2 separate regions of the Mus musculus genome follow, and region 1 is linked to region 2. A link is a contact called in ENCODE Hi-C or POLR2A ChIA-PET data. All regions are on one chromosome and are shown on one strand. The core of a region is the stretch at or near the end of the contact, and the rest is flanking DNA. Distances in the headings are between cores, read along the strand shown.

Evidence for each region. Hi-C counts contacts between places; a loop is a spot of excess contacts on that map. ChIA-PET counts read pairs that join two places held with the same protein, here RNA polymerase II (POLR2A).
Region 1: a loop to region 2 is called in a map of heart, with 2.1 times the contacts of the local background. The contact joins the promoter of 4930552P12Rik here to the enhancer-like site in region 2. A Hi-C loop is called at or near these places in 1 of 37 maps with a recorded cell type or tissue (heart). POLR2A ChIA-PET finds 5 or more read pairs at or near these places in 3 of 5 experiments (Patski and embryonic stem cell).

Annotation. Positions count from the first base shown.
Region 1 is chr19:55,700,415-55,706,400 of GRCm38, reverse strand. It overlaps 4930552P12Rik (RIKEN cDNA 4930552P12 gene), which reads left to right and starts at 4,197. Exons shown (of 4, transcript NR_045318.1): 1 at 4,197-4,273. It overlaps Gm41871 (a long non-coding RNA gene), which reads right to left and starts at 5,258. Exons shown (of 3, transcript XR_877940.2): 1 at 5,189-5,258; 2 at 4,668-4,788; 3 at 3,774-4,516.
Region 2 is chr19:55,641,548-55,647,282 of GRCm38, reverse strand. 4930552P12Rik (RIKEN cDNA 4930552P12 gene) reads left to right here. Exons shown (of 4, transcript NR_045318.1): 3 at 3,682-3,855; 4 at 4,732-5,735. Among named protein-coding and RNA genes, the nearest start is that of Gm41871, 57 kb to the left of the region's middle. Within about 2 kb of position 3,477, at least 2 of the 3 ENCODE cell types and tissues checked have a DNase peak (open chromatin) inside an H3K27ac peak, as active enhancers do; they include heart, where a contact is called at or near this core.

The DNA of each region.
Region 1 (5,986 bases), core at 2,948-5,447, 58 kb before region 2:
AAGCAATATGCATATTTCCCTTCAATGCTGCTGTGGAGTGGGCAGTTCTTAACCTGCATGCTGTGGCCTTAGAGGGCCACGGGAGAAGAGTTAAAACAGAGGGTGGCAATGGGTGTTGGGAGACGATGGCAGGGACTATTTGTTGGTGAGGAGTGACATTAAAGATATCAGTGGCCCAAGGAGAAACTCTCAGAGTCTCCCTCACCTTCTCATATATAGAGTGTGGGCTCACATGTACACCAGTGCACATGCGGAAATCAGAGGACAGCACTCAGAATCCACTCTGTTCTGTCACGTGGGTCCCATGGATCAAACTCAGGTCATTAGGCTTGACGGCCAAGACCTTGAACCATCAAGAAATCTTGTTGACCCTTAGACCAGACCTTTTCAAAGATCCTAGGCAGTTATGATGATGCACACCTTTAATCTCAGCACTCAGGAAACAGAGGCAGGCATATCTCTTCAGTTTGAGGCCAGCATGGTCTATAGAGTGAGTTCCAGAACAGCCAGAGATACACAGAGAAACCCTATCTTGAAAAACAAAACAAAACAAACAAAACAAAAAAATGTGTGCACCTGTATACACACACACACACACACACACACACACACACACACACACACACACACACACACACACACATCCCCAGTGGTAGAGAGGAGAGAAGATGGACCCCTGAGGCTCTGCCTATGGACAAAGCTGTAACATTTTACACAAGAAACAAGAAACAAGGACGGAACCAAGCTATCATACTGTTTGGAGTCTAGTCATTCCATGGCTGCGTGGTGTGGCTTCTCTTTGTCAGGTGTGCAGTCTAGCCCACTCACTAAATGTCATTGAGTTGGAGACTCCTATGCTTTCCAGATGTTTTGCAATGATTGAAACAGGCCAGTGTAGACCATAGTGGGTTTTCTTGTCTATATATTCTGCTGAGCCCTATAACAGCCTGGTGAGTCAGACATGGGGAGTTTATTACTACAGATCCATATAGCAGACAGAAGATCAACCTCCAAGCAGGGCATGGTGGTGCACACTTGTCTCTTAATTTTTTAATAATGTACATTTTTTTTTAAAAAGAACTTTACTGGGCATTTCAATCATATCCACTCCAAACTTCGTATCACAGTCCTCTTCCTCTTCCTCTCCCCCCTCCACTTTTTCGCCTTCTACACCCCACCAAGCCCAGCTTGTGCTGCCCATAGAGTTGTAGGTGTGAGGCATCAACTGGTGCATGGTTGGCCACTTAGGGCCACACTCTTAAAGAAAAGCGACTCTTTCTCCCCCCAGAAGCCATTATCTGTCAATAGTCCCTCAACTAGTGGTGTCCAAACCCCTCTCTCCTCCACGCTGGAACGTTGTCTCACTTGATATTGGGCGGGTCTCATACAGGCAGCCACAGCTTGGGTGTGTGACACCAATGGTCCTGTCATGTCCAGAAGACACAGTTGCTTCCCCTGACCTCTGGCTCCAGCCCTTTATTTCTTCAATGGTCTCTGAGTCTTGTGGGGTGGGGCAGGGTTGTTTGTCTGAGGTCACATTTGTACAAGGTCCTGGTAAGGATGGGAGAAGCCCAAGTAGGGTTTAAACTCTTCCTTCCTATGCCACCAGAGACCCCTCTCCCAGATCTTGCAAGTGTGATGTGTAATCTGGTGACAAAGAGTGGGGGTCAGCACTGGGCCCCAGGCTTCCTGATGATTGGATTTGGTGGATGAAGCTCAGTCTTTGCTTCAGGAAAGATAGCGGCCGCAGGGGATACGGTGACCTCATGCTCACAGGTGTGACTTAGCTGCCCAAGGTACCTCCATTTGGGCCACATTCATTTTTTTTTTTTTAAATCCAGTCTCTTTATTTGAAAGCCTAAATCCAGAAGCTAGAACAATGAATCAGCAGAAGTAGCAAGTCCACAAAAGCCACACGGGAGGGAAAGGAACTAAGGACACAGACCTTCCCCAGGCCACCCAAGCCTCTTTTGAAGTGTACAGAATAACAAAATATCCAAAACAAAACAAAACACATGCACAAAACCCAACAGAAGCCAGAGTCTGTGTTTCTCGGGGCTCCTTAGCCAATGGTGTCGCTGAGAGGTTTAAATGGCACTATTTGTTTAAGAGCTAAGCTGGTGCTCTTCTGTGTCTTTCACCGGGAACAAAGCACAGCCCTGGCCTAGGCCACGGGGACAGCCATTAGCGGGAGAAGGAGGGAAGGCGTGTGGGCCAACCTTTCAGTGTGCAAAGGGTCTTGCTTTGTTTCCTCCTTCTCTCAAAGTAATTTCTTCTTGGCAAAGCTGCAGGGTTGAGATATGACTAGATTATATCCAAATTAGAGAGAGAGAGAGAGAGAGAGAGAGAGAGAGAGAGAGAGAGAGAGAGAGGTGAAATCTGCGGGAAGCAATGAACAATGAACAGATGTGCCGTGGCCCTTTGACCTCCTCACCCTGATGACTCCTCTGTCACTGTCCTCACCCGTTCTCACCTGTGATTGCAGATTGGTACTCTGAGCTCAGGCTGAGGTACTTTGAGGTACTTCCAGGTGGAAGGACTCTCAGAATGAGCCAGGCAACACCACCCTTGTGTTGTTTGAATGAACAGGTGACAGGCCCACAGAGCTCCCCTAGGGACCCTATAAAGCTCTCACCCCGAGTTGATAGAAACGTCCACATGGACACAGAGCTGACCCTCCCACCAGCTTTTAGTCCCAGGTTGGCTGCTTCCAAATAGTGGACTAACACAAGTCCCATGAGTAATGTGAGTTTCAGCTTCCTCAATGTGAACTAATAGGAAACTCTCTACCTTCTGGGTTGAGTGTGGGATGGGGTGGGGTTCCCAGAAGTCAGACTATGGTAGTAGTGGGATTCACAAGCTTTTTGATCACAGTATCCCTGCCACTTGTAAAAATTATGGAGCATACCAAAGATGCCAGAAAATTCTATAAAGTGTGTCTCATTGACTACCAGATATCATAGATCCTATGAAAAAGTCCATTTATATTTAAGGTACAAGTGGAGTCTTTGCATACCATGAGTAAAGTCATGGGTTCAATCCATAGGTGTGTGTGTGTGTGTGTGTGTGTGTGTGTGTGTGTGTGTGTATGGTAGAGAGAGAGAGAGAGAACATTTCTCAATATGAAGTATTGAGAAAAGGGTTAACTCCATAGGCCCCTGGCCATTGGAAACCCAGCATCAGTGCATTCAAAACCATTACATAATTCCCTGTCCGTCCATGCTACCAAAAGCAGTGTATAGTGTCCAGAGAGTCGGCTTTCTTTTTTAAGAAATATTTTAAAAAATTTTATGTACATGTACACTGTGTGTGCACATCTTCATTTGTGTGTACACCCGTGAAGATGCTCTCAGAGGTCGGCACAGGATGTCAGATCTTCTGAAACTTTATACGCAGTTGTGGACCATTCATTGTGGGTGCCAGGAACTGAAACTAGATTGGTACTTCTGACTGTGTCATGGGACTGGTGTTTGGACTTTGCGATCTTGAAGTTGATGGATAAATGCCAGGAAGAGAGGATCTGAGGCAGGAATGCCACCAGAGAGGGCAAGTGGAGGTACCAGTGATCAGGACTGGCCAGACTCCCGTTCACGTTCCTATAGCTGCTTTGCACATTGAATCCTGCTGTTGGAAAGCACATGGGGCCACGTGCAGGAGGGAGGGAAGATAGGTGGCCGGCCACCAGGAGTGGAGGGCTTCTGGGATACTCCAGCGACCTGGACCCAAGAACAAAGACTTTTATCCCCAATTCTTTGTGAGACAACTTTGAAAGGACACCTTTGATTCCAGAGTGGCTGTGTGGGTTGAGTGAACTCTTGCCTCCTTAACAAGAAGGCAAAAAACTGGGTGAAGGAAAGGACACTATTAGCCAGCATGAGTTAACGGGAAGGGTTCTGTCTATTTGCCAAATGTAACCACTTTCTTTGTCTTTGGGAAGTTTTACTGAGTCGGTACACTTAGTGCTGCTTCCAAGAAGGCTTTGAGTTTCTCTTAGTCTTTCCTGATGCTTTGTCCCCTGTATAACCTCGTTGACTGAAGTCTGGGGAAGACAAAAGCTGCTGCACACCTCATTGACTGAAGTCTGGGGAAGACAAACGCTGCTGCACACTTTATTGACTGAAGTCTGGGGAAGACAAAAGCTGCTGCACACCTCATTGTCTAAAGTCTGGGGAAGAGAAAAGCTGTTGCACAGCCTTATTGACTTCGGTCCAGGGAAGAGACCTGGCTCACTGCCTTCTTTCCTCATCCATAGGCTGGCTCCAAGACCTATGTGGTGAGTCAAGGCCATGGGTCTGCCTTTGGGCTTCTTTTGCTTCCACCTGTTCCTCTGGTTTCTTCTTCCTGAACCTCAGGTTGACATCTGTCAGAAAATTTGGTAGCCACCAAAGTCAGGGCCCACCTAGTCTGTCTTAACAACAGCGAACAACTCCATCCTCCTCAGCTGCGGTGTTGTCAACAGCAAAGGGAAGGCTGGACCTGAAGTCTCTGGACGTTAGACGCTGGGTGGAGACGGGAGCTGTGAGCATCGGAGGACATCAGTAAGCAAGCAGCATCCTTCCAAAGACCAAGGGCGAGGGCAGGATGAGATGCTCAAACTAGCACCTCATCTACACGCGGCTGTATCTTTACTGATCTAAGAGGACCGCAACGTCATGAGCAATACTTACTTATTTTAGGCTTTGCAGGCCTTGGGATCGCCACTGAGCAATTCCACTACTGTAGTAGGGAAGGCAGTGCGGACAGTAAGTCAGTCATTCCATGGGGAATGTGCTCCAGTCAAACTCGGGGCTGTATTTCAAAAACGGGGGTCAGAAGAACGTGGCGCACAGGCAGGCATCACGTGCCACCCCACCCCCACAACAAGCACTGTCAGGCAACAGCTCTGTGAAGGCAGTTTGCCTCAGGTCAATAATGAAGTAAACTGCCCAGGGCTGGGAAAGCAACTTGGGCGAGGTTACAAATCAGAATGGAGACCCCAAGTGGACTGAGTTCTAAAACGAATGTTGCAGGTCCTAATTTGTCTCCGTGACTTGATTTGCCATGAATCTGAGAACACACTTAGTTCCGGAACACTTAGCAGAGGGATCTTTGACACCCAGGATGAGATTTGAGGGTCCCACCCTCTTCCTGGGACACCCCAGAGAAGCCAGATGTCATCGGCTGTTGCCACCTACACTCCAGATCTTACCAAGAGGGAGGTGGTCACAGCTCCCACGCTGCCAGGATGACTGGGCAAGAAGCAGGGTTTGGCCAACAGCTTCCTGGCGCCCAGTTAAACTTTTGACTTTCCAAATTAGAGAAGTTGAAAGTTCTTCTGGGTACTTTTTTTTTTTAAGGGAAACATGTTGTATTGTTAATTATTTACCAGAAATGGCTCTCCTCTCTCCTGTCCTAACCAGAGTTATGTTCCCTTCAGTTTTCCGCCTCCCAGTCGTTTAACACTGAATGCAGAACTAACTGTTAGGGGTTTCTCCTCTCAGACTAAGGAAGGGTGCACTTGCCGAAGGACAGGGCTGGTGGAAAGGGCTATGTCCTCTCTCCAGAGTTGCTTTCTCTCAGCTGCCTTGAGTCTGATCTGTGGTTTAGCCACCCAGTTCCTCCCGCTGAGTTCCTCTCTTATCTGAGGTATTTTATGGACTCTCTCCACAGAAGCTGCTTGCGTGGGGGTGGGGAGGGCTCCCGATCCCATTGTCACCGAGGTTAAACATTAAAATGATCAGGTTTCCTCCCCACCCCAACCCTGTCACCTTTAAACCCCCTTTTGGGCACACCTCCCCGGCTGAGGCAGAAGGTGCTAATGGCCTGATTTACACCTGTGTAAAGTCAGGAGCAGCGCTAAGGAGCCTGAGAGTAAAGGCCAGGGAGTTGAGGCCACCAGGGAGACCTACACACAACAACTCCCTGGACAGAGGCATCCAACACAACTCTAATCAACTCTAACCGCAGCAAACACTGCTGTAAGCAGTTTCCGAATAGCAGGGAAGGA
Region 2 (5,735 bases), core at 2,228-4,727:
TAGCCATGAAAGGTGGATTTCCACTATCTTTTCTCATCCCGTCTCTATGTTACTTCAAGTGGTCCATCTCCACGGCAATGCAGACACCAGAGCATCACAGAATTTGGAGTCAGGGAAACCTTTTGTAAAAACATCTTGGCTCTTTCCATTTTATTGATATAACTAACTGAAGCCCAGAGAGGTGTCTGAGACCAATCTGCTCCAGAACTGAGTTTAGAAGCCAGGCCTGATGACTTAGACTAGTTCCTCAGGACCCCAGGGTCTCACGTAGGAGGGTTCCGGAAGTGAGACGGCTGCTTTGGAGATGGTGGGGAGGTGTGTCCATTATCTGGAGCAGGGAGCGATGTGTGCAGTCTCTGGCCTGCCTGAGCCCAGGAGGCCTCTCAACAGCATGAGAGTATGAAGACCACACTGCCCTGGTCCTAACCCTGCAAGGGACACCCCATCACTTCTCCATGTAGAAACAGACCCCTTGTCTTCAACATTTGTTTTTAGACCTAGTTGCTGAGAAAATTGTCACAGAATTAAAATGAATGGTGTCACCATCTTATCGAAGGCGTTCCACAGAGTTGAGGCCGTATGCTGTCGTGTATCCACTCAGAGTCCCAGCGACAAGCTACTGATGCAAAAGAGACTCACAGAAAAGGGTACAGGAGACCACAAGAGTACCAGGGAAGGAGGAGAAGCAAGTTTGCAAGCTTGATGCGGCCGGGCTGCTGCTGTACCTGGGGCCTGACTCATGCATGCTGTCCCATTGCTGGATGCTGAGCTTCTGGGAAGGTCATCTCCAACTTACCTTCCCAAGGGTCTGGTCTCCTAAGAGCCAGGTGACTTTTATGGTTCTTGTGCTCAGCTCGCCACTTGGGAGTCCAATTTTCTTGAAGAGGTGAAGAGAAGGCAAGGGGGTCTCTCAGTAAGAAGAGAGAGGGATACAATCCTACTAAGTACAGATTAGCTGCTAAGGGATCCGGGGAGCTAGTAGATCCATGGTGCTCTGTAGAAATGATGAGGACCAACCAGCAAACACAAACAAGCTGTATTTATCCTGAGCTGGCTGGAACAGGCAGTCACCACCCGCTGTGTTCAGCAGAGATTCAAAGGCAGGAGAAAGCTTTGCTCTGGAGTTTCAGGTGTGCCCTGACCAGATGCCACTGGCCATGGGAGCCATGGGACAGCTAGCTTTAAGTAGCACCCATGGGATTGGGTATGCATGCACCGGTTGTCCTAACTTGGAAGTATTGACAGAAACCTGGATAACTGTGAGTGATTAATGAAGGTGTGGGTACGTGGTGCTCATTGACACAGAGGGTCTGTCTGACTTCCTGGGTTGTCGCTAGAGATGGCTATCCGGCCTCCTGAGGGTCCCATTTCTTAGGCTGCTCATCTTAGATAAAGGGTTCTTGGCATTTTAAGTATTTCAACTCAGTTTTGCTTTGAACAGGAAATGTGTGCTGGAGGTTGTCTATTCTACTATGAAGAAGGTCCTTTGGTCCCTGAGACTCCCTGGTAGCCATCAAATGACTATAGGTCCTTTCCCAGGTCCTTTCTGGGTGCCAGGTCCCCATGTGCTGCCTGCCTGCCTTGGGAGTAGAAGGGGAGGCTTGGACTTCTTGGCAGGGGTGGATGTGGGTGTGTTTTCACCTCAGGCCCGAGGGTGAGTCTGTCCCCTTAAGGGTAGCTAGCCAGAGCGAACAGCTTCAACTGTGCCACCGGGTGGTTTAGAGGTATGGTTAGCAAATGTCTTAGCATCTCTGAGGCAAGACTTTACAGTTGTAGTGAGTCCTAGGATCCTGACCTTAATTTCCCAGAGAACAGGGCACAGGGGTTGGATTCAGACTTCCGGCCCTGACTCCCCGTCCTCCACCAGCCACAGGCGATCCTCCCTTCCCTCCCAACCTCCAGCCTCAGGCAGCTGCACTCTATCAGGATGCAATCTAAATGCAGTCTTAAAGACCTTGAAGGTGGGCCAATGGTGAGTTCAAGGCCAACCTGGGCTCCCGTCGTGATCCCCTGCTTTTGAAAAGAGGAAGGAGTGGGGAGATAGCTCAGCCAATAAAGCAAGAGGACTTGAGTATTGTAACCCCAAGCAAGAACTGACATAAAAAAGCCAAGCACGGCGGTCCACTTGTATTCCTGAGATGGCGGATCCCTGGGCTTGGTGGCAGGCAGCAAGCCTAGCTGAACTGTCGATTCCAGGTCAGTGAGAGATCTTGTCTCAAAAATCCAGGTAGAGGCTGGGGAGATGGCTCAGCCATTAAGAGCGCTGTTGCTCTTGCAGAGGATCCCAGATTCAGGTTCTAGCCCCCACACAGTACTTCACAACTATCCAGAACTTCAGTTGTAAGGGATCTTCTCACCCCCGCGGGTACCAGGCACACAGGCAAACCACTCAATCACAAAAAATAAGATAAACACACCTAAAACCCAAAACAAGGCAGAAGGTAGTTCAAAAGACAGCATTCATCTCTGACCTCCACAAACACAGGTATACTTATGTACCTGTACACACGTGAACACACACGTGTATGTGCAACACTCACACAAATACCAACTGCAAATATTTGCAGAGTTCGAAATTCCCCAAATTTTACTCGAGCATTATCTGTGGCTGGGAATTATCTACACATCCCCAAGGACGAAGCTGAGACAATCCTGGTTGCTCTGTGTCCCCAATACTCAGAAACTGCCTCCTGGCAAGCCATGCCGACTGCAGCTTTCCAAGACAAGGCCTCCCACTTTGCACACCAGCAAACTGAGGCTCAGAGCGAAAAGTCACTGAAGTGCTCCGTGTCAGGTGGCTGAAGCAGGACCAGAAGCCCAGACTGGTGAGGTAAAGGCGCCCCCAGCTAGCCTAGCTGTGATTCTGATTCATATGAGAAGAGCCCACTCATCCTGCCAGGGAACCAGGCAGATGGGGAACAGCACTCAAACGGGTCCTGAATGAGACAAAGTGGAGGTGTCACCCTTGTCTGTGGACCTCCCCTCCTTCCCAGGTTCCTGATGTCTTCCCTCCGGTAGCAGCTTTTCTGGAAGTGTTATTCACCTGGAGAGCCGACCCTGAGAATATTTGGAGTCAAGGAGTTACATGAGCATGCTGGCGTCCACACATCAGCCTGATGCCACGGGTCCCCTGCCAGCTTTGAGGTCCCATCTTTCCAGAGTCAACTGCATTCCGTGGGAGGATTGGGGGGGGGTGCACGTATGGGGGAGGGGGTGCGCGTGCGCGCATGGCCCTTTTTGTTTTGTTTTACTTGGGTTCGGTTCTGGAGATGGGAGTCAGGCCCAAAGGCTTGCACCAGCAGGCTTTTTACTGATGGAGCGGGCTCCTCAACCTTGGCGTTCCATTTTGCAGTAGAAACCTGACCCTGTTCTCAGTTAAGAGATGAAGACACAGAGGCATACCCACTGCCTGATTCCAATCTTGAAGCTTGTGCTTATGTCACCAACTGAGAAGGGACATACTGTCACAGCAGGGAGCTGAGAGTATGGGGGTGGGAGGGGAGCGCAGCCGAAGTTCCATTGTATCACAGCGGGGCGGGGGGGAGGGGGGGCGTGAGGCACGAGACCGATACTGGGACTCCCGAGATAGCCTTTCTATTCTTGGTTCTGCAATGAGCTTGCTGTGTGCCCTTGGGCAGATCAGTTCCTCTCTCTAACGCCCAGTTTCCTCATTTTCTACAGCCAAATGCAGAATCTTAATGGCTTTCCCTTTCGGTTCGACAAGCCCAGAGCTCTAGCCTGGGTGCGGGCTGTGTGTGAAGAAATAGGAGTCTTGGTTTCGTTTTGTAACCTGGGCCCCTCCAGTGCCTACCAGCTGGGGCTGGGAACAGGACCAACATTCATTGACAAATGAAGGTGAGTTTCAGAGAGGCAGCCTGGGCTGTCACAAAACTCTGACAGAAGAAGTGCAGTGCTGGGGAAACCCCAGGCTTCTGTAAGCCAAGGCTCTGATTGGTGCACAGCGTTTGCTCTTCCTTCAGACCAAGGCCTCCAGCCAGTTCCCAAGCCATTAGCTGCTGGTTTTGATCAATGGCAATAGCATAAACAACAAATAAGTCCATTCGCTGGCAATTTCAGTCATTTGTGGCATTTAATTAGCATAATTGACCCAAACTGGAACTTTTCCTTCCACCTGAATTTAAAAATACATCCCCACTAACCCTCAGTACATCTGAGAAAAATTTCTTCTTCTTTTTTTTTAATGAGGCTTTAACTAAAGCCCAATATCAAAACACTATATAATACTTTTATCTCATCGAAGACATTTGATGCTTATTAAAATATTACTGCTTTAAGGCTTATTTTTTTTTTTTTTTTTTTTTTTTGCCCAAGAGTGTGTGCAGAGCCTCACTCCTCAGATAATAACAAAGAAATCTTAAACATGAAAAACACACATGAAAGGTAATATGTTCCCCGTTAGTCTCAGTATCATTTCCCCAGGATTTATTACTTTCCAAATATAGCATTAGCTTAAAACTAAAAGGCCGTTTACAGTAATGGGACACTTGGTACTACTTTGGAGCATGTGGGCTCTCCCAGGGCCTTGTACAACGGCTTCATTAAGCGGGGAACTGTGGGGGAGAACGGCTGGGTTAAAAAAAAAAAAAAAGAATCCCAGCATGTCTCCTCCAAGGCCCCCCAGATAGGCCACCTACCCTGACCCAAGGCCCGTGTCTAACAAGCTCTTAATTCCGCTTTCAGAACTGCTCTTTCACGCGTTGTTTCTTCCAGAGATGAAAACATTTTCGAAGCTGACAGGCCATCAATTGGGTGCCACCCGGGAAGAGAAGCCATGGTCTGCAGCTCTGCTTCCTGGCCCCACCACCAGGAGAATATGGGACTGCCAGCCACACCCAATGGGCCGCCCTAGGTTTGGGAGGTCTCTTTTTATCCTGAGAGAAGGCTTGGGAGCAGTTACGAAAGCGACGAGCCTACCGGCTTGGACACGGAGCAGCGATTGCTTGGCTTGTTGGGTATGGCTGAGGCCTGTATACAGTTGGATGACCTAAGTTATGGAAGGACAGAGTAGTCATGTACACAGAAGGGCCCTCTTGAGTGGCAGCTAGGGCCACTGTAATTTTGTCCCATGGGGTAGCCTGGGTCAAGCTCTCACTGGAAACTGCCAGTCAGCCGAGGGACCCTGAGGAGACTCACATTATCTGTTTGCTGTTTAGGTCCAGCAGTGAAGGCCCCTACTGATTTGGGGAACCAGCCTCCTGGCGCTTCCTAAATGCCCTGTTTTGAGAAGTTCCACAGAGTGAGGGTGTAAGTGTCTGGCCTGAAGGGAGAGACATGCTCCCCCTGGGTTCCAATCCCCATCATACCTTAGCTGTCAGCAGGGAGGGGAGGTTCCAGAGGCTACAGGAGGCTGTAGCAGAGAAACAAAGGCTTACATTACTACTCCAGGTTTGCTGTTCTCCCCGGAGGCAGATGGCACTGTGTGTTGGGTGGGGATCACTTCACCAGGCCTGCCTTTGCCCCAAGGGGCAGTTTCTTGGATAGGATAGGGATAGTGTCATTAAGCCCATTTGAGGAAGCAAGCAACCAACCGTTACCAGCTTTGGACTTCACTGACCATGTTCAGTTACTGTTGGACACTCTTTTCCTTCAGGCACAAATGGGTAATTTCTCATGTTCCTGCCTCTGTGACTGGGGCCAAGCAGGCATGTCTCCTTTGTTCAGTTCACTGCTCCCACCTCTGGAATCGTCCCTGCTGTCCAGGTTCTCTGGCCAGG